Regions from separate parts of the Homo sapiens genome. Here all the other regions are linked to region 4. Evidence: chromatin loops called from intact Hi-C (ENCODE). Cell type or tissue: endothelial cell of umbilical vein. All regions are shown on one strand. Region 1 has its middle 5.3 kb from the start of LINC02080. Region 2 has its middle 6.2 kb from the start of LACAT1. Region 3 has its middle 32 kb from the start of SNHG20. Region 4 holds the start of MGAT5B (alpha-1,6-mannosylglycoprotein 6-beta-N-acetylglucosaminyltransferase B). Region 5 overlaps MGAT5B (alpha-1,6-mannosylglycoprotein 6-beta-N-acetylglucosaminyltransferase B). Region 6 has its middle 22 kb from the start of SNHG20. Region 7 has its middle 77 kb from the start of SNHG20.

What was found. Hi-C counts contacts between places; a loop is a spot of excess contacts. Peaks named below come from ENCODE experiments on the same cell type or tissue, not always from the same donor. Only the 100,000 strongest peaks of a DNase experiment are listed, where the experiment ranks them.
Region 1: it touches region 4 in a loop (3-fold over the local background); 2 of 110 quality-filtered maps call a loop at or near these places.
Region 2: a loop joins it to region 4, with 5 times the contacts of the local background. A loop is called at or near these places in 57 of 110 quality-filtered maps.
Region 3: a loop joins it to region 4, with 17 times the contacts of the local background. A loop is called at or near these places in 107 of 110 quality-filtered maps.
Region 5: it touches region 4 in a loop (14-fold over the local background); 6 of 110 quality-filtered maps call a loop at or near these places.
Region 6: it touches region 4 in a loop (11-fold over the local background); 107 of 110 quality-filtered maps call a loop at or near these places.
Region 7: a loop joins it to region 4, with 10 times the contacts of the local background. A loop is called at or near these places in 7 of 110 quality-filtered maps.

What each region holds. Positions count from the first base shown.
Region 1 is chr17:76,791,752-76,795,751 of GRCh38, forward strand. It overlaps a transcript of MFSD11 not described here. Among named protein-coding and RNA genes, the nearest start is that of LINC02080, 5.3 kb to the right of the region's middle. In endothelial cell of umbilical vein, a CTCF peak has its summit at 2,221 (motif pointing right); no DNase peak of the experiment used is centred here.
Region 2 is chr17:77,245,639-77,249,638 of GRCh38, forward strand. No RefSeq gene overlaps it. Among named protein-coding and RNA genes, the nearest start is that of LACAT1, 6.2 kb to the right of the region's middle. RefSeq lists a silencer at 1,476-1,651 and an enhancer at 1,537-2,387. In endothelial cell of umbilical vein, a CTCF peak has its summit at 1,595 (motif pointing left); a DNase peak (open chromatin) is centred at 1,543; H3K4me3 peaks cover 895 bases.
Region 3 is chr17:77,054,230-77,058,229 of GRCh38, forward strand. No RefSeq gene overlaps it. Among named protein-coding and RNA genes, the nearest start is that of SNHG20, 32 kb to the right of the region's middle. RefSeq lists a silencer at 2,098-2,311. In endothelial cell of umbilical vein, a CTCF peak has its summit at 2,230 (motif pointing left); no DNase peak of the experiment used is centred here.
Region 4 is chr17:76,865,883-76,869,882 of GRCh38, forward strand. It overlaps MGAT5B (alpha-1,6-mannosylglycoprotein 6-beta-N-acetylglucosaminyltransferase B), which reads left to right and starts at 2,522. Exons shown (of 18, transcript NM_001199172.2): 1 at 2,522-3,215. The coding sequence starts at 3,148. RefSeq lists an enhancer at 1,725-2,019 and a silencer at 2,357-2,666. In endothelial cell of umbilical vein, a CTCF peak has its summit at 2,451 (motif pointing right); a DNase peak (open chromatin) is centred at 2,509; H3K27ac peaks cover 298 bases.
Region 5 is chr17:76,938,899-76,942,898 of GRCh38, forward strand. It overlaps MGAT5B (alpha-1,6-mannosylglycoprotein 6-beta-N-acetylglucosaminyltransferase B), which reads left to right. Exons shown (of 18, transcript NM_001199172.2): 14 at 1,504-1,650; 15 at 1,834-1,950. Among named protein-coding and RNA genes, the nearest start is that of MGAT5B, 72 kb to the left of the region's middle. RefSeq lists an enhancer at 1,634-2,192. In endothelial cell of umbilical vein, CTCF peaks have their summits at 2,010 (motif pointing left) and 2,223; no DNase peak of the experiment used is centred here.
Region 6 is chr17:77,065,105-77,069,104 of GRCh38, forward strand. No RefSeq gene overlaps it. Among named protein-coding and RNA genes, the nearest start is that of SNHG20, 22 kb to the right of the region's middle. RefSeq lists a silencer at 1,683-1,977. In endothelial cell of umbilical vein, a CTCF peak has its summit at 1,868 (motif pointing left); a DNase peak (open chromatin) is centred at 1,857; H3K27me3 peaks cover 254 bases.
Region 7 is chr17:77,009,491-77,013,490 of GRCh38, forward strand. No RefSeq gene overlaps it. Among named protein-coding and RNA genes, the nearest start is that of SNHG20, 77 kb to the right of the region's middle. In endothelial cell of umbilical vein, a CTCF peak has its summit at 1,895 (motif pointing right); a DNase peak (open chromatin) is centred at 1,871.

The DNA.
Region 1 (4,000 bases), 74 kb before region 4:
TTGACTTAGGAACCATTTTGGCCTGTCCCATTATTTTGCAGAATGAAGCGCTTTGGGTTTGCTATACAGCTGGTTTTGGTTTTTTGCTTGTTTTTTTTTTTTCTTTTTTCTTTGTGTTCCCCCCCGCCCCGAGAGATCAACTCTTTCATTTTATCCCTTTCTGGATCAGAAACCATTGAAACCAGTGAAAGAAGAATAGCCCAGTGCAGGGCACTCACGTCTATTCAACACTGAATCCTTAATATGCTAGATGAGCCCAGCACATTTCATACAGTGCCATGGTGCCCTCCACGGCCTGACCTTCCAAAGCGAATTTTCTCTGCTAGAGACATCACTAATATATATTGAGTGCTTACCTACATACCAGGCACCCTTTTTTTTTTTTGAGACAGAGTCTCACTATATTGCCCAGGCAGGAGTGCAGTGGCACTATCTTGGCTCACTGCAACCTCTGCCTCTAGGGTTCAAGCAATTCTCCTGCCTCAGCCTCTTGAGTAGCTGGGATTACAGGTCTGCATCACCACATCCAGCTAATTTTTGTATTTTTAGTAGAGAGGGGGTTTCACTATGTTGTCCAGGCTGGTCTCGAGCTCCTGACTTCAAGTGATCCACCCATCTCAGCCTCCCAAAGTGTTAGGATTACAGGCATGAGCCACTGCACCCGGTGTAGGCGTTCTTTTATTTTTCTTTTCTTTCTTTTTTTTTTTTCCGGGCTCTCTTTAAAGCATGTTACAAGTAATTATCAACTAGAAACCATTATCCCCATTTTATAGATGAGAAAACCAAGGCACAGAGAGATCAAGTAACATATCCAAGATGGCAGAGCAGGTAAGTGCAGATAAGGACCCGCCTAAATTTGTCCATGTCCTGATTGCTGGAACCTGTGAATATGTTAGTTCCATGGTAACGGGGAATTGAGGTTGCAGGTGCAATTAAGGCTGCTAATCAGCTCACCTTGAGATGGGGAGATTATCTGGAATTAGCTGAATGGGCCCAATATAATGTCAGGTCCTTAAAGTGGAAGATTATCAGGGAACCTGCCCCCAATAGTCATGTAGGTTCTTTTCTATTTTCCCTAAGCATCCGCCGGGTTGAGAAATAAAGGGACAGAGTACAAAAGAGAGAAATTTTAAAGCTGGGCATCTGGGGGAGACATCACATGTCGGTAGGTTCCTTGATGTCCCACAAGCTGCAAAACCAGCAAGTTTTTATTAGTGATTTTCAAAGGGGAGGGAGTGTATGAATAGGGTGTGGGTCAAAGAGATCACATGCTTCACAAGGTAATAGAATATCACAAGGCAAATGGAGGCAGGGCGAGATCACAGGATGGGCGAAATTAAAATTGCTAATGAAGTTTCGGGCACGCATTGTCATTGATAACATCTTATCAGGAGACAGGGTTTGAGAGCAGACAACCAGTCTGATCAAAAATTTATTAGGCGGGAATTTCCTCGTCCTAATAAGCCTGGGAGCACTATGGGAGACTGGGGCTTATTTCATCCCTACAGTTTCGACCATAGAAGATGGCCACACCCAAGGGGGCCATTTTAGAGGCCTACCCTCAGGGCCGCATTCTCTTTCAGGGCTGTTCCTTGCTGAGAAAAATAATTCAGCAATATTTCTCCCATTTGCTTTTGAAAAAAGAGAAATATGGCTCTGTTCCGCCCGGCTCACCAGCGGTCAGAGTTTAAGGTTATCTGTCTTGTTCCCTGAACATTGCTGTTATCCTGTTCTTTTTTCAAGGTGCCCAGATTTCATATTGTTCAAACACACATGCTCTACAATTTGTGCAGTTAACGCAATCATCACGGGGTCCTGAGGCGACATACATCCTCCTCAGTTTACGAGATGACAGGATTGAGATTAAAGTAAAGACAGGCATAGGAAATCACAAGGGTATTGATTGGGGAAGTGATAAGTGTCCATGAAATCTTCACAATTTATGTTCAGAGATTGCAGTAAAGACAGGCATAAGAAATTATAAAAGTGTTAATTTGGGGATCTAATAAATGTCCATGAAATCTTCACAATCCGTGTTCTTCTGCCATGGCTTCAGCCGGTCCCTCCATTCGGGGTCCCTGACTTCCCACAACAGAAGATGGAGGCAGGAGGGTCAGGGTCAGAGTCAAAGTGATGCATTGGGACAAAGATTCAGTCTGCTGTTGCTGGCATTGAAGACAGTGGAAGGGACCACAAGCCATAGAATCTAGGTGGCCACTAGGAGGTGGAAGAGGCAAAGGAACAGTTTCTCCCCTAGAGCCTCCAGGAACAATGCAGCAGCCTTGCTGACACCTTACTTTTAGCCCCAGGAGACCCGTCTTGCACTTCTGACCTCCAGAAGTGTAAGATAATAAAATTGTGTTGCCTTTAAGCCACTCAATGTGATAATTTGCTATAGCAGCAGTAGCAAGCTAATACAAGGAGAGATGGATTTTTAAAAATCTCATCTGGGCTGGGTGTGGTGGCTCACACCTGTAATCCCAGCACTTTGGGAGGCTGAGGTGGGTGGATTACCTGAGGTCAGGAGTTCGAGACCAGCCTGGCCAACATGGTGAAACCCCGTCTCTACTAAAAAATTAGCCGGGCGTGGTGGAGCGCACCTGTAATCCCAGCCACTCAGAAGACTGAGGCAGGAGAATTGCTTGAACCCAGGAGGTGGAGGTTGCAGTGAGCCTAGATCACGCCACTGCACTCCAGCCTGGGTGAAAGAGCGAGACTCCGTCTCAAAGAAAAAAAAAAAATTAGCCAGGCGTGGTGGCAGGCACCTGTAATCCCAGCTATTTAGGAGGCTGAGGCAGGAGAATCACTTGAACCTGGTAAGCAGAGGTTGCAGTGAGCCAAGATCATGCCATTGCACTTCAACCTTGGCGACAGAGCAAAACTCTGTCTCAAAAAAAAAAAAAAAAAAAATCTGAAGAAGATGTACTCTTTTTTTTTTTTTTTTTTTTTTTTTTGTTTTGAGATGGAGTGTCACTCTGTCACTCAGGCTGGAGTGCAGTGGTGTGATCTGGGCTCACTGCAACTTCCACCTCCCAGGTTCAAGCGATTCTCCTGCCTCAGTCTCCCAAGTAGCTGGGATTACAGGTGCCCGTCACCATGCCCAGCTAATTTTTTTTGTATTTTTAGTAGAGACGGGGTTTCACCATCCTGGCCAGGCTGGTCTCGAGCTCCTGACCTCGTGATCCACCTGCCTCGGCCTTCAAAAGTGATGGGATTACAGGCATGAGCCACCACACCCAGCCGAAAATGTACTCTTAACCACAGTCAGTCCTCCATAACCATTTTGTATTGTAGGTTCAAACAACCATGGATCGAAAATATGGGGAAAAAAATTGTATCTGTACTGAACATGTGCAGACTTTTTTTCTTATGAGTCCCTAAACAATGGTGTATAACAACTATTTACATAGCATTTACATTGTATTAGGTATTGTAAGTAATCTAGAATTGTAGTAATTACGGGCTCATGCCTGTAATCCCAGCACTTTGGGAGGCTGAGGCGGGCGGATCACCCAAGGTCAGGAGTTCGAGACCAGCCTGGCCAACATGGCGAAAACCTGTTTCTACCAAAAAAAAAAAAAAAAAAAATTAGCCAGACGTGGTGGCGTGAGCCTGTAATCCCAACTACTTGGGAGGCTGAGTCAGGAGAATTGCTTGAACCTGGGAGATGGAGGTTGCAGTGAGCTGAGATTGCACCACTGTACTCCAGCCTGGGTGACAGAACGAGACTCCATCTCCCAAAAAAAAAAAATTATAAAGTATGCAGGAAGATGTGTGTAGGTTATATGCAAATACTATGCTATTTTATATCAAGGACTTGAGCATCTGCAGGTTTTGGTATCTGAGGGATGACTGGGATGACTACACATCTTTCATGATGTTGACAATCAGTGGAAGATGAGGGATGTTGTAATTTTGATTAAATTTCTCCATTCAGAAAATGGTGGTGCTTTCTAATTTCCTACCAGATCAGCTCACTGCAAGCTCCACCTCCCGGGTT
Region 2 (4,000 bases), 380 kb after region 4:
GTGCACACATGTGTATGTGTATATGTGTGCATGTATGTGTCCACGTGTATGTGCATGTATGTGTACATATGTGTGTATGGATGTGTGCATATGAGCATGTGTCTGTGTCTGTATGCCCATGTGTATGTGCATGTATGTGTACATGTGTGTATGAATGTGTGCATATGAGCATGCGTATGTGTGTGTGCGTGTTTACGTGTATGTGTGCATATGAGCATGTGTATGTCTATGCAAGTGCGTATGTGTCCACGTGTGTATGTGTACATATGTGTATATGTGTGCATGAGCATGTCTGTGCATGTCTATATACATGTATATGAACGTGTGCATATAAGCAGGTGTATGTGTGTGCATGTGTGTTTATATGTGTATGTGTGCATATGAGCATTGTATATGTATGTGTGTGCATGTGTGTTTATATGTGCATATGAATGTGTGCATTGAGCGTGTATGTGCGTGTGTCTGTGCATGTGTTTATGTGTATATGAATGTGTGCATATGAGCGTGTGTGTATGTGTTTATATGTGTATATGTGTGCATATGAGCATTGTATATGTATGTGTGTGCATGTATGTGTGCATGTGTTTATATGTGCATATGAATGTGTGCATTGAGCGTGTGTGTATGTGCGTGTATGTGCATGTGTGTTTATATGTGTATATGAATGTGTGCATATGAGCGTGTGTTTGCATGTATGTCTATGCATGTGTGTTCATATATGTGTGTATGAATGTGTGCATATGAGCATGTGAATGTGTGTCCCTATGCACATGTGTATATGTTTGTATGTGTGTTTGTGGCATGTGGCTCTGGGGACACAGGGCTATAGGTGGTCCCATGACTCTTCTCCATCTCATCCCCGTGACAGCTGCCCCTACCAAGTCCTGTGCTCCCTCTTACCTCTTCCCTGGGATGACAGTGGTCACTTTCCCCATGTTTTGGATGGGGCCTGCTTGTCCCCAACGTCCTTTAGCACGAAGGGGACAGGTGTCCTATTCCTGTGAATGGCCGGTTACCTTCCAGGTGCGTTAGAGTGGCTCCTCTAACCAGCCCTGCAGGGATCTTATTAGATCTTATTAGAGTGGCTCCTCTAACCACCCCTGCAGGGGGGAAGTGAGGAGCCGCAGGGCTGTGGAGGGGTCCAGGTGTCACGGCCAGGACTTGTACCCGAGCCCGACACGGGCGGACCCAGGTGTGCGGGGATCCAGCCCAGGTGTGCCGGTGGCGGCCGCCCCCACGGAACCACCTGGCCCGCTCGGGGACCCAGGTGTGCTGAGAAGGGGGTACTGGCGTTGGCCCGGCGTGAAAGGTCACCCTGCACCCCCGCACCCAGGTGAGGCGGGCGCGGGATCCCGGTTGCCACAGGCATCGGAGCGGCCGGGAGCGGGGGCAGGGGGAGGCAATGAGAACTCCCGGGGAGGGGGCTCGCAGGGGCCGCATCGGACGCCTGGGCCGGCGGGGCAGAGGGAGGCGCCCTGCTCTCCGGTCCCTCCCTTTGCCTCCCTCCCGCCCCGGGCGCCGCCTGCGGGAGCCGACTCGTTCCAGGGGAGGCAGCGCCACCTGCTGGAGTGTGCGCGTCTGCGCACCGGGCCGGGTTCCGCAGGTCCTGGGGCTGCGCCCGAGACCCCCGACCGAGTCTTCGGCGCCTCCAGCGCTTCCCCGGCGTCTTGGGCTGCGAGGGGCCCTTTCCGCAGGGCGATGTTTTAGCAGTTCTGGGAGGAAGGGCCCACTGCCGTTGCCCTCTGAGGACCGAGGCCGAGAGCCTGGAGGGCGTGGAGAAGGGTCTGACCGCCGGCTCTGGTCCTCGGGCTCTTGGCGACAGCGACCTCCCTCCTCCTCCGGGCGATGGTGACGGGCGCTCTCAGAGTGGCGGCCACACTAGGCGCAGGGCCGTCTTCCAAGTGTGTGGTCCTCTCAGACCTATGGAGTTGGTGCTGTTCTGGCTCCCTCTTAAAGAGCGGGAAACTGAGACACAGAGAAGTCCCACCGCCGGGGGTCGGGGTGGGGAGGGCCTGGGATTGGAACCCAGGCATGCTGGCTTGTGTCACCTGTGGTTCTCTCTGCCTGAAGATTTTTTCACCTGCCTAACTCATGAGCTGCTACTTACCCTTTGGGTAGCATTAGATGTCGCCTCCTCCAGGAAGCCCTCCCTCCCCCTCCATGTGAGGGTGGGCGCTCCTGCTATATGTGGGCCTACCGGCCCTCTGCGGGCTGGATCATCACAGTCTGTTCACTTGTCTGCCTCCTACCCCTTGACGTGGGCTCCCAAGGATCATTTGTGTCTGTCTTGTTCACCTGCCCTTTGTAGTGAACCAAACCTTTAAGTGCACATTTTAAAATTGATTTCCAAGGGGGCTGAGAGCTATGGAGGAAGAGCCAGGTCAGAGAGTCATCAGAAGCCCATATTTTACAGGATGTGGCTGGGGGCCCCTCTGGGGTGCCCCTCCAAGGAAGATGCTGAGCTGGACCTGGAGCACCGTGGAGGCAGGACCATGTCTGCCATGCTCAGAGATGGGTGCCAGGGGCGCTGGCTTGTCACTCAAGACTCCCCACTCCATCTGCCCTCCCCCACTCTCCCACTAACCAGGGGGGACCCACCTGCACCTCTGGTCACCACTCATGCTCCCTGGTGCTGGGCACCCCAGGGACAGGAAGAGGGCTGGGTGTTCCTGGCTCCTGCACTGCTTCCCAGGCCTGATCCCCATCTTTCTGCACCTGCCTCCCACCCATCAGCTTCCGCTAGACTGGAAGCCTCCAGAGGGCAGGTGCTGCCCCTCTTTCCCTTGTGCCTGGATTCCGTTGGCATCTAATCACAGACGAGGGACTGTGTCCCCTTCTCCACCTCCGTGGAAACTGTGTCTCACTCTCTATTCCAGGCCGAGCTGTCCATCCTCTGCTGGAAGCCTTGTGCCATCAGCCCTCACCTCCCCCTTCAAGCCTAGACATTCTCTCTCCTGGCGTAAATATGTTAACTCAAGGTTCTTTGCTCTAAAACCAAGGAGTTGTCTCCTCTCCCAGGTCCACCTCCTCTCTCTCGTGAACTCCCTGCCCCTCCACCTCATCCCTCCTCCATGACCTCCCCCTACTCACCATCTGCCCCTTCTGCCAACCCAGCGAGCTGCAGCTCTCCCTGGCATGTCACTCTCTAAACCTTCTGTCCCTTGGTTACGAGTGCAGTTCTCGCCTGGATTTCTTCCCGGCTCTTTGACTTCTCCCCAACCCTTCTTTTTCTGTTTTCCCCTTAAATGTGGACATCCCCACGTCCAGGACCTGGTCTCTGGCCCTTCTCCTCTGATTCATCTCAGTGGCGTTTCTCCCAAATCCCCGATTGCAGCCACAGCCACATGTCAATTAGGTCACCTCCATGTCCCGGCTAAGACGTGCCTCCTGGCCCCTGATGCGCCATCTCCCAGATGGAAATGCCATCATTGTATTTTTGCTCTGTCCCCACCAAAGGCAACACAAAGCATCTCCATCTGTTCCTTCATGTTCCCTACTCAGTGAATGACCGCTTATTTACCCACTGGCCCAGGCTCAGCTTGGATGTCCCCGGGCCGTCGTTTCCAGATCTCATCTTCAAATCCTGGCGATCTTCGCCCAGGAGCTGTGGACTCCTCTTCTCTGCCTGCCGCCCCTGCCCTGTCCAGCGTCCACCTCTCCCAAATGGCCCACTGGGTCCCTCCCTCCTGGCCCCCCTGCATCTAGGAGCAGCCCTCCTCCAACAGTTGGAAGGGTCTTCCCAAAACACAGATGAGACCTTGTCATCTTGAAACTCTTCATTGGCTCTGAATTGTCTTAGGATCAAGCCCAAACTCCTTCAGAGTCTGGGAAGGGGCCCCTCGTTCTGGGTCTGGCTCTGTCTCCCAGGGTCTCCCCCGCCTTGCCTGCTCTGTCTGGCCACACTGACAGTGCCCTGATGGGCCATGTCCTCTTCCCCTCAGCGCCTTTGCGTGTCCCAGCTTTCTGAGCCCAGACAGCCCTCTCCCCATTTTGGGGGGCC
Region 3 (4,000 bases), 190 kb after region 4:
GGAGTCAGGCTTGCATTTGATGCCCTGGTTACCTTTGCAGCATCTGGGACAGAGTGGTGTGGAGATAGGGAGGGGGTTTTGCCCTGGGCCTGCCCAGGTGTTACTTCACTTCCCCAGCACTCATCTGTCATGCCCCTCGAATCCACATCCGACTAGGAGGCCCTCCTCTCTGGCCACCTTTCCTTTCTACCAACAACCCCCTAGTTCTTTTTCTCTCTCTCTGCCTTCGCTTCCTCCACTCTCTCCCTGCCCTAGGATCCCAGCTCCATCCTGGAGTCAGAACCTGCAGGGGCTTCGTTCCTGCAGAGCATGCTGGGGCTTCCTTCCCGCAGGATGTGCAGGGGAAATCGTGATCTGTCAAATCCACGTTCACCCTCTCCCGATGGACTAGGAGAGGAATGGTGCGATTCCTTCCAGAAGGCCTTCCCCACGTGAGATAGGGAGAAAGAGAGAAGATAGGGCAAATTTTGTGAGGGAAAAAAGTACAAACCACTGGGATAGATGACAGCCATGTTCAGAGGCTGGGGAGACTGAGAGAGGAGAAGGAGGACTCTGGGGTAGGTGGTGTGTGTGAACACACAGACAGAGCCTGGGAGAGGGGCAGTGCTAGGGACTCTCAGGGGCTGGAGAGCAGAGGGGACGCGGCTGGGAAACTCCCAGGGAAGCAGGTGAGTGGGAGCTCTGGATGGACGCAGAGGAGACTGTCCTCCAAGCCGGGCCACCCACAGCACCCAGGGTGGAAACAGACAACTCGCAGCTCTCTTTCCAAGGTCGAGAGGTCACAGAGCAGAGCCAGGCCAGGGCCATAGCTCTGCAGGCCAGCAGGAGGAGCGGGGCAGCCTCCCTCTCCACCACCTCCCCCGTGGCCGCCTGGATTGCCCTCGGCTGTGCCAGAATCTCCAGCACACTCAGCCTGGCCCAGCCCAGGCCTCTCAGGGACTGGCCTCCCTGCCTTTGCCCAGCCTCCTGAAAAGCACAGCTGGCCCCACTCAGGAGCAGTTAGCCTGAGGGCCCTTCCTGTCAGCCGGTAGATCACTGGCTGGCTGCCTCAGTCACCACTTGGTGGAGGTGACTGCAGGTAAGCAGGCGCCTGGGAGTCTGGCTCGTGCCACCATCTGCATTTTTTTGTGAATCCTGGAGTATCTTGTCACATTATCTCTAACCAGTAGAGAGGCATGTGTGCACACGTGTGCATGCGTCTGTATGCTCTCATCTATGTGTATTTGAGTGTGTGTGTCTACATGCACCTGTGTGCATGTGTGTGTACCTGTGTGTGCATCTGTGTGCTTTGTGTGTGTGGGTATGTGTGTACATGTGTGCCTATGCATGTCTGTGTCTGCGTGTGTGTTTATGTGTATGTGTGCACACATGCATCCATGTATGTGTGTCTATGCACGTGTGCACATGTGTCTGTGCTTCTGTCTGCCAGTGCACATGTATATGTCTGTGCATCTGTGTGTGTGCACGTGTCTGTGTGTGCAAGTATACACATGGCTCTCTGCGTGTGTCTGTCTCCCTGCGTGTCTGTGTGTGTGCGTGCATGTGTGCTCACAAGCTCTGGGCGTGGGCCCTAGTGTCTGAGAGCAGGGATGAGATTGTTTTGCCTCAGAAAGCCCAGGGCAGAAACATTTCCCCCGCACGATCAAGGCCTTCCGTGGCTGCTCAGAACACACCGCGTTCCCGGCCGCACACGCAGTCACACGGGCTGGTGCACACTCACACTCAGGCCCGAGCCCTCCCGTCACACTCTTTGGTCTCCCGCAGGAAGCCCCCGGAGCCCCAGCCCACAGGCCTCCATTCCCAGCGGGTACCCCGGGCCCCACGCTTTCCTGTGAACCCTACAAGCGCAGCCTGCCCGCCCCTCGCTGGCTGCCTTCAGGGAGCCCCCGGAAAGCCGGGCCGGGGAGCTGGCAGGGACACCCCAGGTCTCTGCGTCCTGCCTTCCCGCGCCCTCAGCAGCCCAAGCCGGGGCTCCAGCAGGGAGAGCAAATGTTGTCTGCAGAAGGCGCCAGGCCTCCCCAGCTCCCCCAAGGCCTATTGCGAGCCCAGGCACAGGAAAATTGTTCCAAGCGCGCTCCTCATCCTTGTCTTCAGCCCTGTTGGCACTACCCGGTGTCAGGGATGCCTCCCTGCCCTCGCTATGAGAACATCATTTTCCTTCTTTTTCAGGCCCACGAAGGAGCTCCTCGCGGTGCCGGGAGCGCCCCCTCGTGGCGAAGCCGCGCAGGCACAGTGTCTGGGACACCTGGGGTCCAGGTGCCTTCCCAACACCTGAAAGGCGGGATGGGAGGCGGGGGCAGATGTTCACCCGCTTCTGTCCCTACTGATCTTCCTCCCCCCGGAGTCCCGGGTGTTGAGGGAAGAAACCTGCACTTGGATGCTTTTCACCGAGCTGAGCCCTTGGATACCTGGAAACACAATACCTCCCTGGGACTAATGCCATCCTCAGGGCTCACTCTGGATCCGGCTATACCTGTTGCAGCAGCAATTCTCTGGGAACACTTCAGAGCCCTCTTTACAGATTGTTTAGATTGGGTGGGGATAAGCTGGGCATGGTGGCTCACGCCTGTAATCCCAGCACTTTGGGAGCCTGAAGCAGGAGGATTACTTAAACCCAGGAGTTTGAGACCAGCCTGGGCAACATAATGAGACCCCATCTCTACCAAAAAAAAAAAAAAATAGCTGGACTTGGTGGCATGTACCTGTAGTCCCAGCTACTCAGGAGGCAGAGGCGGGAGGTCGAGGCTGCAAGGAGCCAGGGTTGTGCCACTGCACTCCAGCTTGGGTGATAGCGCAAGACCCTGTCTCAAAAATCAAAATAAAAGCTGGGGGCCAGGTGCGGTGGCTCACTCCTGTAATCCCAGCACTTTGGCAGGCTGAGGCGGGCGGATCACGAGGTGAGGAGATAGAGACCATCCTGGCCAACACGGTGAAACCCCATCTCTACTACAAATACAAAAAATTAGCCGGGCGTGGTGGCAGGCGCCTGTAGTCCCAGCTACTCGGGAGGCTGAGGCAGGAGAATGGTGTGAACCCGGGAGATGGAGCTTGCAGTGAGCCGAGATCGCGCCAATGCACTCCAGCCTGGGCGACAGAGCGAGACTCCATCTCAAAAAAAAAAAAAAAAAAAAAAAAAAATGGTGGGCGCGGTGGCTCACGCCTGTAATCCCAGCACTCTTGGAGGCCGAGATGGGCAGATCACCTGAGGTTAGGAGTTTGAGACCAGCCTGGCCAACATGGCAAAACTCTGTCTCTACTAAAAATACAAAAATTAGCTGGGTGTGGTGGCCCATGTCTATAATCTCAGCTACTTGGGAGGCTGAGGCAGGAGAATCGCTTGAACCCAGGAGGCAGAGGTTGCAGTGAGCCAAGATCATGCCACTGGACTCCAGCCTGGGCGACAGAGCAAGACTCCATGTTTAAAATAAATAAATTTTTAAAAATAAAAATAAAAAGATTGGGTGAGGATCTTGTGTGGTGGTGGGCGGTTGGGGGGGCGGGGGGGCAGTTCTCACCCCATCCAGAGCAGGCACCAGGGACAGAAAGTGTGACCCTACAATTTGTGGAACCAGCTCCTGTCAAACTCTCTTTGTCCTCTCAGAGGCAGAGGAAGGACAGAAAGAAAGAAGATCATTTGTCTTTAAAATTTTTCCAATGATAAACAGAAATCATTATAGTGAGAGCCAACGTCTGTATAGCATGTCCCATGTGGCAAGCCCTGTTCTAAATCTTTCAGACACATTAACTTATTGAATCCTCCCAACATTTTCAATGTGGAAAACTGGTAAAACACAAAATTACAAGGAAGGAAAATAAAACCCACAGTTCTATCATGCATTCCCTGCCAGTTCTTCATCTATGCATATGGATTTTTTAACAAAATAGTGATGGTGCCGCACAGTACACTTCTGCGTTCTGCCTTTTCTCATGGCCCAAGGTCATTTGTCTTGGGAAATACTCTTAATGGCTGCTTTGTATTCTGTCTTCGGAATGTACTGTC
Region 4 (4,000 bases):
CCAGGGTGTTGATCCTTTGTCCAGGGTCCTTTCTTCTTGCCCTTTTGTGTTCTAGCATATTCCCACAGCCATTAAAAAAAAGTCCTCAGGCAGAGAGTTGAAGGTGTTCTCAGTCATCTGCCTCTTAGCTTGCAGAGGTGACTGCAGTGGGAACCAGGACTGGGCACAAACAGCATCTGTTCCTGACGGACAGTAACAACCATCAGAACCACCATGCTTGAAAGGCTCAGGAGGTCCTGGCAACGGGCTACTTACCTGCATTAAGCGGCTCAATCCTCAGAACAGCTCTATGAAGCAGGTTATAAGGAGCCCCACTTATAGTTGAGGAAACTGAGGCATGAAGAGGTTATACCCAAGACTGCATGATGTGGGATTCACAGTTTTTCTCCTAATGCCTACAGCACAGTGGAGAGCAAGCAGGACTGTTTACACTGAACTTTACTGCAGACAAGAGGCCAAAAAAAGGGGACAGACTTCAAAAGGGACAGGCAGCTGGACAATCTGGCTTGCAAAATGCCACTGGCTGGCCCAGCATAGTGGCTCATGCCTGTAATACCAGCACTTTGGGAGGCCGAGGCAAGCGGATCACTTGAGGTCAGGAGTTTGAGAGCAGCCTGGCCAACATGGCGAAACCTGTCTCTACTAAAAATACAAAAATTTTGCATTTTTATAGGCATTTATTACAGGTATCGTGGCACGTGCCTGTAATCCCAGCTACTCAAGAGGCTGAGGCAGAAGAATCTCTTGAACCCAAAAGGCGGAGTTTGCAGTGAGCCGAGATTGCGCCACTGTACTCCAGCCTGGGAAACAGAGCGAGACTCCATCTCAAAAAAAAAAAAAAAAAAAAAAAAAAGTCACTGGCTGTCCTCTGCTTGCTTCCCTCCCTGGCCCAAGCCAGCCGTCAAATGGCAGAGAGGCTTTCCCGCTCCAACTTCAAAGTCCAGATCTAAGGGTGTGTGGCCCAGGGGAAGAGGGGAGTACCTTCCCCTACCTTCTAAATTCTGGCTTCTGTGGAGGGTAGGCCACCTCCCCAGATGACCCACACCAGAGGTGGCCATGCCTTCTAGGGAACCCCATCTCCACCACTGAGGAAGAGGCTTCCCCTTTGGCCTAAAATGGCAACCAGATATAAATGCCACCCCCTAAGCCTACTCAATCAGAAGAACCCCCAATCAGAAGAGAGACACCTAATCAGAAGGACCATTTCATTCCTTAGTGTAGATATGGCTTATTGCCAGGATTTGTGGCAGATGTAGGCACCCAGGCATGAGATGTGATTTACAGGCCTGGCAGAGACCTCTGCCCTCCAACATCTCCTTAGCCAGCCTGCCACGATGCCCAAATTTCCGGCCACCATTCATCACTCTTCTGCACAAAGGCACGGTCAGCATGTCCTTGTTCAATGCAAATTTGTTACCTAGCCTGTGTAACACATTATATCTGCTAACACCAATTTATCACCCATTTTCACATTAGCAGAGAGCAAGGCAGTGAGATAATGGAACTCAGCACCGGTAAATTTTGATGAAGAAGGAGCAGCAAAGCAGAGAGCGTGAGTCATGGCCAGTGAGTAATGGCCCAGGAAGGGGGCCGGGAGGTGGGCAGGGCAGGCAGCAAGGGGCCTGGGTATGGGGGATTGGAGGGGACCAGGCCCAGCTGGAGGAAAATAAAGTCTCCTCCTCGCATAAGCCAGGCTGCAGCATCGTGGCCTGAGCTGGGAAGACCCTCAGAGTCATTTGACACATGACTGAGGCTTTGGGCACTTCCCAGGGTGGGGTGGTCAGATATGACCTCGGGAAGTGCTTTTGAAGCCGGAGAGCTTTCTTCAGGCTGGCTCTGCGAGCTCCCAGGAGTCTCTGTCTCTGCAACTGCAAACACATCTCCAGAGCCAGGAAGTACGAGGAGGGGGAGGGGAGGACGCCTAGATGCTAAGAGACGACATGAGATCCTACATGCTTTAGGGTTGCAAGGGACCTTGGTGAGCTTCTGGTCACTATCATTTCATAATGGAGACTCTGAGACGTGCACACTTGATCGCCCACTGGCTAGTGGAGGATCTGGGGCTACAACTCAGTACGCCCCTGCGCCTGGCTCTGTGAGCGGGCCCCAGCACCACAGGCCGAGTTTATACTCAGATCAGTAAGCAAAGAGGAGCCACGGGAGTTTCTGACCAGGGAGGGGCAGAAGATAGGCATGTGTTGCCAAGCGAAATCGTGGGAAGCGGCTGATGAGGAAGCCCACGGAGGCACCTGGCAGAAGAGAAGGGTCTCCGCTGGGTGCGCATCTCTTCTGTGCTCTGCGGGAGCCAAAGCAGCTTTCGGCCCTCGGGGCTGGTGGCGCCCTGGGAAGCTGCTTGGCTCAGGGGAAGGAGCAGGGACCCCCGCCCGCCCGTCCTCGAAGCTGGTCCTCGGCGTCCCAGCCCCGCACGGCCCCGGGCAGGGCGCACAGCGGGGCTGCGGCCACGAGGTGGCGCCGGCGCGCCTTGGAAGCGCAGCTGCAGCTCCCGGGCCGCCCCAGCGCCGCTCGGCCGCCTCCTCCGAGGAACAATGCGGCGCCTCCGGGCGTAGCGTCGCGCGGGGCCGGACGCCGGACACCAGAGCGCGGGCGGCGGAGCCAGCGGGCGAGAGAGCGCGCGGCGGGCGCGGGTTGCCCTCGTCGAGAGCCATGGGCGCGGCGCGGCGCGGGGCTGAGGATCGGCGCGGCCCGGAGGCGCTGGGGACCGGGGCGCGGGCCCGGGGCCGCCTTTAGCCGGCACCGAGGGCGCGGGGCCGGGGATGAGGGCGCCCGCCGCGGGGAGCCCGTCTGCGCGCCGCGGCACCTTCCCGCCCAGCGAGCGAGCCCGAGCAGGCAGACGCGCGGCCGGCGGTCTGGGGGCGCGCCGCCTCCCGGTCCCCAAAATGTGAAGCGGGGAGGGCGGAGACGCAGAGACGGCCCGGCCGGGCGCCCTCGCCGCCCTCCGGCAGCCGCGCCGCTCCCTCCGCTGCACGCCCAGGCCTGAGCAGCGAGGCCACCGGGCCGCGCGCTCCCAGCTTCGCTCGGACGCGGCTTCGGCCCGCAGAGGGTTCGTGGCCCGGACGCGGCGAGAGCTGGGCCCAGGACGGTGCGTCCGGCCTCGCCCGCGGCTGCTCGCACCAACAAGTTTGAACAATGATCACCGTCAACCCCGATGGGAAGATAATGGTCAGAAGATGCCTGGTCACCCTGAGACCCTTTCGGTAAAGTTCCCTCCTGGTTGGTTTTTTCCCCAGGGGGGCGCCGGGTGGAGGTGGGCGAGGTCGGTTCCTGCGAACGTTCAAGTCCTGGTGGCAGAGGGGGCGGTTCACACTTCAACCCCTGGTGATGACCAGTGGGGCTGGGCTGGGGGAACGGATGGCGTTGGGGTTCGGGGTGCGGATGGGGAGGGTTGTGTTATTCGGGGACCTGTCCCGAGTTGGGCAGGGTTGGAGAGGACTCGGGGTGCAGAGGTAAGAATGGGGGCAGAAAACCCCCAGGTCGTGGTCCTGGGCCCAGAAAGTTGCCCCAGCCTGCGCGCCCCTTCCCAGCCCCTCAGGGTCCTTCCTCACCCCGCGGACGGTCCCATCCGGGTGGCAAAGTTAGTGTGCGGCGCCTTGGAGCTCCCCCTCCGGTCCCTCCCGTCCCGCCCGTCTGCCCCTAGGTCGGCTACCCCCCAACCCCTCCGCCTGTGCCACCCTCTCCCCAGCCTTTGGTGGCACTGCTCTCCTCCCCGCGGGGCTCGGGCCTGGCTCCGACGAGAGGGTCCCGAGATTAGAGCGAGGACTCGCTCATCCCAGGATTCGCCCCCGATCGCAGGCGTCGGAGAGGCGGGGGCAGGGGCGGCGCTGCAGGGCTACGGGGCGGCTGGAGCCGAGGCTGCGGCGGAGCGTGGTGGGCGGGCGGTGGCGAAGGCGACACGCTTCGGGCGGCCAACACCTGGGGGCCCAGGCCAGGCAGGGCTGGGGCCGCGCGGGACTCACTGGACCCAGCCAGGGGCCCCCAGGGC
Region 5 (4,000 bases), 73 kb after region 4:
AATCTCCTGGGCTTAAGCGATCCTACCACCTCGGCCTCTCAAAGTGCTGGGATTACAGATGTGAGCCACTGCACCTGGCCCCAGGCCCTCTCTTGATCTCACCATAGCTTGTTTCCCAAGGCATCTTGGGGGTGTGTGTGTGTGTGTGTGTGTGTGTGTGTGTGTGTGTGTGTGTGTTGGGGGCAGTGGAGATGCTTGCATGCAGTGAATAACCTGAACAACCTCACAGAACAGCCCTGGATTCAGAATCATTTATTAAGTGCCTTTGAGGCCAGCCCTGTGCACTCCTAGCACAAGTTACTTAAAAAATAATAATTTTGGCCAGGTGCGGTGGCTCACACCTGTAATCCCAACACTTTGGGAGGCCGAGGTGGGCGGATCACGAGGTTAGGATATCGAGACCATCCTGGCCAACATGGTGAAACCCTGTCTCTACTAAAATACAAACAAACAAACAAACAAAAAATCAGCTGGGTGTGGTGGCGGGCGCCTGTAGTCCTGGCTACTCAGGAGGGTGAGACAGGGGAATTGCTTGAACCCGGGAGGCAGAGGTTGCAGTGAGATGAGATGGTGCCACCGCACTCCAGCCTGGTGACAGAGCAAGACTCCGTCTCAAAATTTTTTTTCAACTTTTATTTTAGGTTTAAGGGGTACATATGCAGGCTTGGTACCTGGGTATATTGCATAATGCTGAGGTTTGTGATATGAAGGATCTTGTCACCCAGGTAGTGAGGATAGTACCCAGTAGTTAATTCTTCCGTCTTTACCCCCTTCCTCCTCCCCACTCTGGGAGTCCCCAGGTGTCTGTTGTTGCCATCTTTATGCCCATAAGTACCCAATGTTCAGCTCCCACTTATAAGTGAGAATATGCGGTATTTGGTTTCTGTTCCAGCTTTAATTCACTTAGGATATTGGCCTCCTGCTGTATCCATATTGCTGAAAAGGACATGATTTTGTTTTTTTTTATGTCTGCGTAGTATCTTATGGTGTCTATGTACCATACTTTCTTTATCCAAGCCACCGTTAATGGGCACCTCCGTTGGTTCCATGTCTTTGCTGTTGTAAATAGCCTCACACAAGTTAGATGCTGAATAAATGTTTTTGGGATGAGTGAGTGAGGTTCCTGGAGGTCTCTTGCAGGTGCGGGCCTGCAGCTTTCTTGGCCTGAAACCCTTGTTCTTTTCTTCCTCCCTCCACAATCATAAATCATAGCCTGATAGAGCAAGAAGAGACCATTGATAATACCTAATTAGACCCCCTTATTTCACAAATGGGGAAACTGAGGCCCAGAGAGGGGAAGTGCTTGCCCGTGGCACAAGATGTTCTGGGCTGGCTTTTCCAGCCCTGTTATAGCTCACATAACAGGCTGAGCAAAAATAATCGCTCCAGGCCCAGCTGCCTCCTGTGAATATCCCGAAGCCTCACCTTGTCCCCGGCATCCTGGTGCTTACTGGGCTGTGGCGGCCCAGCCCTCCCTGATCACTGCGCCCCTTGACTCTGCAGCTCTTCATCGGGTTTGGCTTCCCCTACGAGGGCCCCGCCCCCCTGGAGGCCATCGCCAATGGTTGCATCTTCCTGCAGTCCCGCTTCAGCCCGCCCCACAGCTCCCTCAACCACGAGTTCTTCCGAGGCAAGCCCACCTCCAGAGAGGTGAGTGGAAAGCATCCTGGTCCCCGATCAGGAGGGGCCGGGACAGAGACCCCTGCAGGTCCTGGAAGAGGCAGACTGAGATGTGGGGCAAAAGGAGATAGGACAAGTGTATGGGGTACCTTTCTTTGTCCCTGTCCCACTGGCAGGCACGGGGGGCATCTGCAATCTCTGTACCCTTGCCAGGTGTTCTCCCAGCATCCCTACGCGGAGAACTTCATCGGCAAGCCCCACGTGTGGACAGTCGACTACAACAACTCAGAGGAGTTTGAAGCAGCCATCAAGGCCATTATGAGAACTCAGGTGAGAGCAGCCACATACAGTTGAGACCCCCCACTAGTCCACACTGCTGGTCTTCACTCTGATTAGAAAACGGTGCCCCCCTCTGGGTGAGTTCAGACTTGCAGGCCTGGGTTGGCAAAGGTGTCCATCCCTCCCCTGGTCAGACACAGCCCTGAGCCAGGGCATGTGGATTGGAGAATGGAATGGGGGATCCCATTCATCTACTCAGGTGTGATGTGTGGGGAATGCCTTTGTGCAGTGAGCAACCTGCACAACCTTACATGGCAGCCCTGGATCTCAAATTGTTTATGGAGCACTTTTGAGGGCCAGGTGCTAACTGAATGTTTTCACGATGGATGTGTGGAGGTTCTTGAAACTGCTGCAGGTGTGGCTTTGCAGCCTTTACACAGCACATTTCAAAATATAATGTGCATACAGAGCGTCTGTTAATGCGGGGCAACGCTTCGAGTAGCAAGGGGGCAGAACACCCTGGGTCTCCAGCGAACGTGGGTGCTGGTGTGTGTAGGTGCACATGTGTGGGCTGGGTGAGAGTGAGGAGGGGCTTGTGCCTGATGCTCATCTCCGCAGTGGACATGTTTGTGGCTTTTGATCGTGCCTTGTGCTTGGCTGGTTCCTTCATTCTGGGGAGGCTCAGACCTGGTGAACGAGAGAGCCTCCTCTCACTATGGTTCTCCTGGATCCCCTTCTTGCTATAGCTCAGATGATAGGCTGAGCAAAAATAATTGCTCCAGGCCGGGAATGGTGGCTCCCGCCTGTAATCCAGCACTTTGGGAGGCCGAGGCGGGCAGCTCACTTGAGGCCAGGAGTTTGAGAGCAGCCTGGCCAACATGGCAGGTTTCTCAAAGTTAGGGACTGTCTGAGATTGGATTCCTCCAGGAAGTAACATGAAAACAGGGATTTTAGCAGTAGCTTATTTGGGAGGCAACCCCAGGAAGCAGGCACGGAGGTGCCAGGTGAGGCAGGGTGTGTATCAGCAGGTGGCACCTGGAGCTCATCACCACGGGGGCCTCTGCAAGATGGGGTAGGTCACATCCCAGAGCTGTCCTGCCCGAGGAGAAAGAGGCTAGGGTAGGTATCCTCCTCTTCCCATCCATCTGTGGCTGAGGGTGGTGCCTGGGATGCCAGTTCCTGACACTTTTGGCCTGCACACAGATGGGCTCGGCAGGCCAGAGACAGCCTTGAGGTGGAGTCACCGGTGACGGAGGGTGGGGCGCTGATGGCCCTGCTGCAGGGAGAGGTTGTGTGACCTTGTAATGCTGGATCCTAGCAAAGCACCGGCCTAGACAGAGTGGGGAGGGATAAAAAGCTCCCTTGCTAGCTCTCAACGCAGTGTTGTCCCCTGTCCTGGGCTGGTGGCTTAAGTTCTGGCAAGGCCTTGTAGAGCAAAAGCAACTAGAGGCCAGGAGCAGGGGCTCACACCTGTAATCCCTGCACTTTGGGAGGCCGAAGCGGGCGGATCACTTGAGGCCAGGAGTTTGAGAGCAGCCTGGCCAACATGGTGAAACCCCATCTCTACTAAAAATACAAAAAGAAATTTAGACAGGCGTGGTGGCACACGACTGTGATCCACCAAGAGGCTGAGGCAGGAGAATCGCTTGAACCTGGGAGGTGGAGGTTACAGTGAGCCGAGATCATGCCACTGCACTCCAGCCTCGGTGACAGAGCGAGACTCCATCTCAAAAAAATTTTAAAAAGATAAATAGGAACTTGGCCCCTTGGCCACGCCCTAGGAAGAGGGCCAGGTATTTGACTGGTACCAGCTTATAGGCTTAAATGGGGCTAGAAGTACCAGTGCCAGGAAGGAGGCCTTAGGTAGGGACCTCAGTGCATAGGAAAGAAGAGTGAAGGGGGTTAACTGATTAATTTCACTGCTGGAAACTGACCAACCCCAGCCCCCTGCACGGGGAAGCTGGCAACAAGGCGTACAGGTAGGCAAGGGGGCTCCTGTCACCCCACAGTCTCCTCCAGCTTCTTCTCCCACTTCTCCACCCACCTCCCTCTGCTCTCCTCCCTCTCCCCTCCCCTTGCAAACCAATCCTCTAAGACTTCT
Region 6 (4,000 bases), 200 kb after region 4:
TGAGACAAGGTCTTGCTCTGTCCCCCAGGCTGGAGTGCAGGGGTGTGATCACAGTTCACTGTGGCCTCCCAGGCTCAAGCAATCTTCCTGCTTCAGCCTCCCATGTAGCTGGGACCACAGGCACGCGTCACCACACCCAGCTAATTTTTATATTTTTTGTAGAGATGGGGTCTCGCCATGTTGCACAGGTTGGTCACAAACTCCTGGGCTCAAGCAATCTGCCCTCCTCAGCCTCCCAAAGTGCTGAGATTATAGGCGTGAGCCACCACGCCCAGCCCATAATCTTTTTTTTTTTTTTTTCCAAGATGGAGTCTCGCTCTTGTCGCCCAGGCTGGAGTGCAATGGCACAATCTCAGCTCACTGCAACCTCTGCCTCCCGGGCTCAAGCGATTCTTCTGCCTCAGCCTCCAGAGTAGCTGAGATTACAGGTACCTGCCAGCACGCCTGGCTCATGTTTGTATTTTTAGTAGAGATGTGGTTTTGCCATGTTGGCCAGGCTGGTATTGAACTTCCGACCTCAAGTGATTTGCCTGCCTCGACGTCCTGAAGTGCTGGGATTACAGGTGTAAGCCATTGCGCCCAGCCCATAATCTTTCCTAAGGTTCCGAAAGATATTAATATTTGGGGAAAAGTGAAATGGGAGCTTGTGCAATTTTTGTATCCCTAAAGTTTCATTGCTTCCTCTAAACTCTTTCTCACGACAATTTTAGCTCCCCTTCTCTTGTCCTAAGGTTTGGCTTTTGCACAGCTGGAGGGCATTTCTTGTACAGGGTGGGCTAACCAGGCCCAGGTCCTGCTTCAGCCCTGACTCCAAGGCTCTGATTCGTGACATCATGCAAGTTTCTGAGCCTTTCTGAACTTGGTTTCTTCTTCATTTTGTTTGTTATCTCAAGGGTGGTTGTGAGAACTAAATTGGGCAATGCACGCAAAATGCTTGGCCCATCATTTGCGATTGATAAATGTTACTCATCATTATGGGTTTTTTTTTAAGAACTAAAAAGTCTTCACTAACCTTCCCCTTTGCCTTTTTATCGCTGTCAACATCAGGTACCAAGAGCCTGTGAAGCATCTTACAAGGTGGCTGCAATTTTGGCTCAGGGAAACTAGATGTGGCCAGACTTGCACATAAATGACAATGGATGCTTCTCCCAAAGTTTCCAAAAATCTGGATGAACTAACCCAGAAGGATCCTGTCTGAATAAAGAACACTGCTCCAAGTGACCAGGAGGCCTCGATCTCTTTCTGCACTTATGGAGAGGGAAGGCTGTGCAGAAAGCTGCCCGTGGAAGGGACACACAGGTCCCTAATCTGACCCATAAGCATCCCACCCACCCCAGGGACCCACTGCAACCTGCTGCTGTGGCTCCCCACACACCTCCCTGGGCCTCCTTGACCTGACAGGTGAGCACTGCCTGACCCAGCAGCCTCTGGCCAGGTAGCCCCTGTGGGGAAGAGCTGCAGTTCTGGACAGCTGCCTGCTTCAAAATGGAGAGCCCAGGTGGCCTCCCCAAGGGCACCTTCTTCCTCTTTCTAAGTCAGAGCCAGCTAAGATGAATTTCTCTTGTACATGGTGGGCAAACCAGACCCAGGGCCAGTTTTGGGCTCTGTGTCCAAGACACTGATTTGTGACATCAGGTAAGCCTCTGAACATTTCTGAACTTGGTTTCTTCTTCACGTGAAAGCTCCTGGGCTTTCAAACCTCCATCCTCCCTGAATAGTGACTTTTGCCCCTGCCTTGTCCCTCACAGACACAGCTGGCTGCGGCGTCCTCCCTTTCCCCTCCCAAGGGGGCCGCCCTGCCTCTGCCCACCATGGGCATGTGGCCATTGCCGCTGGTTTAGACTTGGTCCAGCCTCAGTCTTGACTGCCATCTAGTGGCTCCCAGACTCCTGCTGGGATTCAAGTTCTCTGGTGAGAACTAAACTGATTTTTGTATCTTGCCCAAATTCCTAAGGGGTCTGGGAGTCATGACCTATAAATCAAAAATTCTCATCAGATGGGTTTTATTTAACCCTATATATTGTGATTTACTTTCCAACCTGACTCTGGCATAACATTACGAGACAAGGAAGAAAATCAAAATACTTTACCCCAAAACATGTTTCTTTGCCATATCTTGAAATGGCCCTGCAAAGCTGTCCTTTGTGGGGGAAAATTTGCATCTGTAAAGAATCTCTATTAACATAGCTAGCTCTTTTTCTTCCAGGCCCTCCCAATCCGAAACAGATTAACTAAAGCATCTTTTAGGTCCGGCGGGCATGATGGCTCACACCTGTAATCCCAGCACTTTGGGAGACCGAGGCAGGCAGAGCCCTTGAGGTCAGGAGTTCAAGACAAGGCTGGCCAACATGGTGAAACCCCGTCTCTACTAAAAATACAAAAATTAGCTGGACGTGGTGGTGCACGCCTGTAATCCCAGCTACTCAGGAGGCTGAGGCAGGAGAATCGCTTGAACCTGGGAGGTGGAGTTTGCAGTGAGCTGAGATCGCGTCACTGCACTCCAGCCTGGGCAACAGAGACTCCGTCTCAAAAAAACAAAACAAAAAAACCAAACACTATTTGTTAGATTTAGGGCCCACCTTTAGCATGACCTCGTTGTGAACCCAGAAGTACCTGAGAGACATCTCAATCAATTTGGAAAGTTTATTTTGCCAAGGTTAAGGACGCACCCGTGACACAGCCTCAGGGGGTCCTGACAGCATGTGCCCAAGGTGGCTGGGGCACAGCTTGGTTTTACACATTTTAGGAAGACATGAGACATCAATCAATATGTGTAAGATGTATGTTGATTCGATCTGGAAAGGTGGGACAACTTGAAGCAAGGGGCTTCCTGATTATAGGCAGATAAGAGAGAAACAGTTGCATTCTTTTAGCCTCTGATTAGCCACCTGATTACTGCATACACCATTTACCTGTGAGAGTAGTGTAACGGAATGGTCACTTATACCAGCGTCCAGCCTGGCTCAGTGAAACGATGGCGGCAAGGAAGCAGATATGCGTTTGCCTCAGGTGAGCAGAGGGTGACTTTGAGTTCTGTTTGTCCTTTGTCTACCGAATTTTCGTGTGGGAAAATTGTGAGAGAGGTGTGTAGCTTTTTTTTTTTTTTTTTTTTTTTTAAATCTTTGCAGTTCCCAGCCTTTGGCTTAGTGATTTCAGGGTCCCAAGATGTATTTGCCTTTTACATCATCTTTTTCTTTCTTTCTTTCTTTCTTTTTTTTTTTTTTTGAAACAAAGTCTCACTCTGTTGCCCAGGCTGGAGTGTAGTGGTATGATCTCAGCTCACTGCAACCTCCGCCTCCCAGGTTCAAGCGATTCTCCTGCTTCAGCCTCCTGAGTAGCTGGGATTACAGGCTTGCGCCACCACATCCAGCTAATTTTTTATATTTTTGGTAGAGATGGGGTTTTACCATGTGGCCAGGCTAGTCTGGAACTCCTGACCTCAAGTGATCTGACCACCTTGGCCTCCCAAAGTGCTGGGATTACAGGCGTGAGCCACTGTGCCCAGCCTACATCATCTTCATTACAGCTGCAAAGACCCTTTTACCAAGTAAGTCACATTTACAGGTACCAGCGATTAGGACTTGAACATATCTTTTGGAGGATACTGTTCAGCCCAAATCAGCCCTAAAAGACAGACCACTCAAGCCCCTCAGCTGAGTGGCACCTCCTCTTGGGCAGTGGATACGGGAGAAGATGCTCTCACACTGGCCTCTGAGGGACCAGTGTCCAGACAATTATTCTGAGTGTGAAAGAATGTTCTAGAAAGCCAGGCTGTCTTGGGTAAAGTGGTTAGCCTTAAATATGTAAAGGAAATGTTTACCAGATTAGCTCCAGAGCCCCTGGGAAGACAACAGCCAGGCAGTCAGGGATGTGCTGGCCAGGGGAAGATGTTGGATTCATCCAGGGCATTGGGGATAGCCAGAGCAGGGCCCCACAGTCTGGAGGATCTGGTGCTGAATGAGCAGTACCAGAGGGAAGGCTGCTGTCCCCTCCCCAGTCT
Region 7 (4,000 bases), 140 kb after region 4:
CCTGATGGCTCACACCTGTAATCCCTGCACTTTGGGAAGCCAAGGCAGGAGGATTGTCTGAGATCAGGAGTTTGAGACCAGCTTGGGCAACATAGCAAGACCTTGTCCCTACAAAAAAAAAAAAAAAATTAGTCTGACATGGTGGTGTGTGTCTGTAGTCTCAGCTATTCAGGAGGCTGAGGTAGGAGGATCACTTGAGCCCAGGGGTTTGGGGCTGCAGTGAGCTATGATTATACCACTATACTCCAGCCTTGGTGACAGAGTGAGACCCTGACTCAATAAATAAATACATACATAAATAAACAAACATAACAAAAGGGGAATTGGCGCACCAATAACTGAATATTTTTTCTTTCCACATGTGACAAGGCAGACATGCCTTTGAAATGTGTTTAAAATGACATGAGAAGAAAAAGAAGGAATCAAAATCATAAAGAAAAAACATTTTGAAAATAGAGTAAGCAGACCTGGAAACTAATCAAATAGATCTAGATGTAAAAAATATTTTCATTGAAATTATAAATTAAATTTCTGAGATAAATAGCAGAGAAGAGCACATCGAAGAGAGAATTACAGAAATAGAAGATAAATAAAAGGAAATCATCTAAAATGTAGCACAGAGATATAAAGAGATGAAAAGTATGAAAATATGAAAGCACAATAAGGAAATGTGGAAGACAGAATGAGTAGGTTGAGCATGTGTTTTATAGATTTAGAAGAGATTAAAGACAACGTGAGGTGGGGAGAGGCAAATTCAAAATGCAAAATGACAGGATTTTTCCATAACTGAAGGAACAAGTCATCAAAGTATCACATTATCCAAACAGGGTAAATAAAAAGTAAATACACATCTGGATACACTGTGGAGAAACTAGAGAACATCAAAGACATAGAGATCTTAGAAGAAACCAGCTGGGTGTGGTGGTTCACGCCTGTAATCGCAGCACTTTGGGAGGCTGAGGCTGGCAGATCACCTGAGGTCAGGAGTTCAAGACCAGCCTGGCCAACATAGTGAAACACTGTCTCTACTAAAAATACAAAAATTAGCCGGGTGTGGTGGCGTGTGCCTGTAATCCCAGCTACTCGGGAGGCTGAAGCAGGAGAATCGCTTGAACGTGGGAGGCGGAGGTTGCAGTGAGCTGAGATCACACCACTGCACTCTAGCCTGGGCGAGAAGGCAAGACTCCATCTCAAAAATAAACAAATGAAAAAACAAAACAAAACAAACAAACAAAAAAAGAAACCAAAGAGATAAAACTACTTGCCTAAAAAGAAATAACACTTTGATTAATAGAATTCTCAGCATTGTCCATGGATGCCAGAAGACAAGCCTTTAATATCTTCAAAGCACTGAAGAAGTGTATCTGTTAACCTAGAATTATATGCCCAGCTAAACTATCATCCAAAAGGGAGGGCTAAAATGGAGACATTTTCAGACAAAGGCAGAGAATTTACCATTCATGGATCCTCACTGAATGAACTATTAAGAAGTTTGCTTCCCTTGGAGTGGAAATTAAATCCAGGAGAATTTAAATGATAGTTAACCTAACAAGCATTGCTATAAATAATACTAATATTAATAATGATCATGACAATTAGCCCAGAAGATTAAAAACAAAGTGAAATTGGCCGGGTATGGTGGCTTATGCCTGTAATCCAAGCACTTTGGGAGGCTGAGGCAGGAGGATCACTTGAACTCAGGAGTTTGAAACCAGCCTAGGCAACATAGTGAGGGTTCATCTCTACAAAAAGAAAAAAGAAGAAAAGAAAAAGAAAAAAGACTATAGACCCTCAAAGTCTAAAATATTTACTAACTGGCCCTTTACAGCAAGTTTGCAGACTACTAGTTCAGAATAAAGTTCCTGGGCAGTCCGTACCACATGGGGGCAGTATAGCCTCATTACAACATCAAGATTCAGGGGACGAATAAAATGTGATAATTGACTACAAAACTGGAAGAAAAAAAGTAAAAATAAAATATTAGCCAATAATGGGCAAATCACTTGAGTCCAGGAGTTCAAGACCAGCCTGGGCAACATGGCAAGGTCTTGTCTCTATTAAACATATTAAAATTAGCCATGTGTGGTGGCACATGCCTGTAATCTCAGCTACTTGGGGGACTGAGGTGGGAAGATCACTGGAGCCTGGGAAGTTGAGGATGCAGTGAGCCGAGATCGCACCACTGGACTCCAGCTTGGGTGACAAAGTGAAACTCTGTCTTGAAAAAAAAGAAAAGAAAAAAAGCTAGCCAATAATAACGTGCAAGATGGGAGGACAAAATTAGAGAAAAGACTGATAGGTAAGTTAACAGAAGTAAGTCCAAATATATGAGTAATTACAATAATAGTAAATGTATTAAACTTGCCTATTAATTGACTGAGACTCCTAGAATGAAAAAAAAATCCATCTATCCAAAAGTTTTTTTGTTTTTTGTTTTTTTTTGAAACAGAGTCTCATTTTGTCACCCAGGCTCAAGTGCAATGGTGCGATCTTGGCTCGCTGCAACCTCTGCCTCCTGGGTTCAAGCAATTCTCCTGCCTCAGCTTCCCGAGGAGCTGGGACTACAGGAGCGTGTCACCATGCCCGGCTAATTTTCGTATTTTTAGTAGAGACAGGGTTTCACCATGTTGGCCAGGCTTGTCTTGAACTCCTGACCTCGTGATCCACCTGCCTTGGCCTCCCAGAGTGCTGGGATTACGGGTATGAGCCACCACACCTGGCCATCAAAAGTTTAAAGATACAACTAAACCCGAACAACACAGAAAGATTAAAAATAAAAGTTGAAAGAAATATGTATACAACAGAAAGCTGGTATAGCAATATTAATACCAGACAAATGAGTCATTAAGATAAAAAGCAAGTTGCTAGTCAATTATAAAATAAATAATTCTTCAAGAACTGTACTAATCCTGAGCCTCTGCGCATCTAACCATTTGGTCTCAACTATAGAAACAAAACTGAAGGAGAAACCACCTTGCAATTATAGTGGAAAATTTTAACATCTTTGTTACAAAACTGTAGCTTAAATTAGTAGGAATATAGAAGATTTAAACCACACAACTAACAAGCTTGATTTAGACATACATAGAAACTAAATATTCTTTTTTTTTTTTTCTTTAAGCAGGGCCTTGCTCTGTCACCCAGGGTGGAATGCAGTGGCTCAATCATGGCTTACTGCAGCCTCGACCTCCTGGACTCGAGCAATTCTCCCCACTCAGCCTCCTGAGTAGCTGGAACCATAGGCATGTGCTACCACACCCGGCTGTTTTATTTTATTTTATAGAGACAAAGTTTTGCTATGTTGCCCAGGCTGGTCTCAAACTCCTGGGCTCAAGCAGTCCTCCAGCCTCGGCCTCCCAGTGTTGAGATTATAGGCATGAACTGCTGCACCCTTCGGAACTAAATATTCTTTTCAAACACACGCCTGACACTGAAAACAATTAGATATTAGGCTACAAAAGAAATTTCAATAAACACCAGAGAACTGATATACAGACTGCCTCTTCTGATGCTAAATAATAAAATGAGAAATCTCAAATACTTGGAAGCTAAAAAGCATACTTCTAAATAATCCAAAAGATAAATCATAATACAAGTATCAAACATTTAGAAGTAAATGGCAGTGAAAGAATGGCGTACCCTCGCGTGGGATACAGCTAAAGGCGATAAGAATAATGAGGCTGGACACAGTTGCTTTGGGAGGCCAAGGCAGGAGGATCACTTGAGGCCAGGAGTTTCAGACAAGCCTGGGCAACACAGCGAGACCCTGTCTCCATTTTTTAGAAATTGCGAAAAAGAATAATTTAAAACACTCATTACAGGCCGGGCGTGGTGGCTCGCTCCTGTAATCCCAGCACTTTGGAAGGCTGAAGCAGGCAGATCACCTGAGGTCAGGAGTTTGAGATGAGTCTGGCCAACATGGTGAAACCCCATCTCTACTAAAAATACAAAAATTAGCTGGGCGTGGTGGCGGGTGCCTGCAATCCCAGCTACTCAGGAG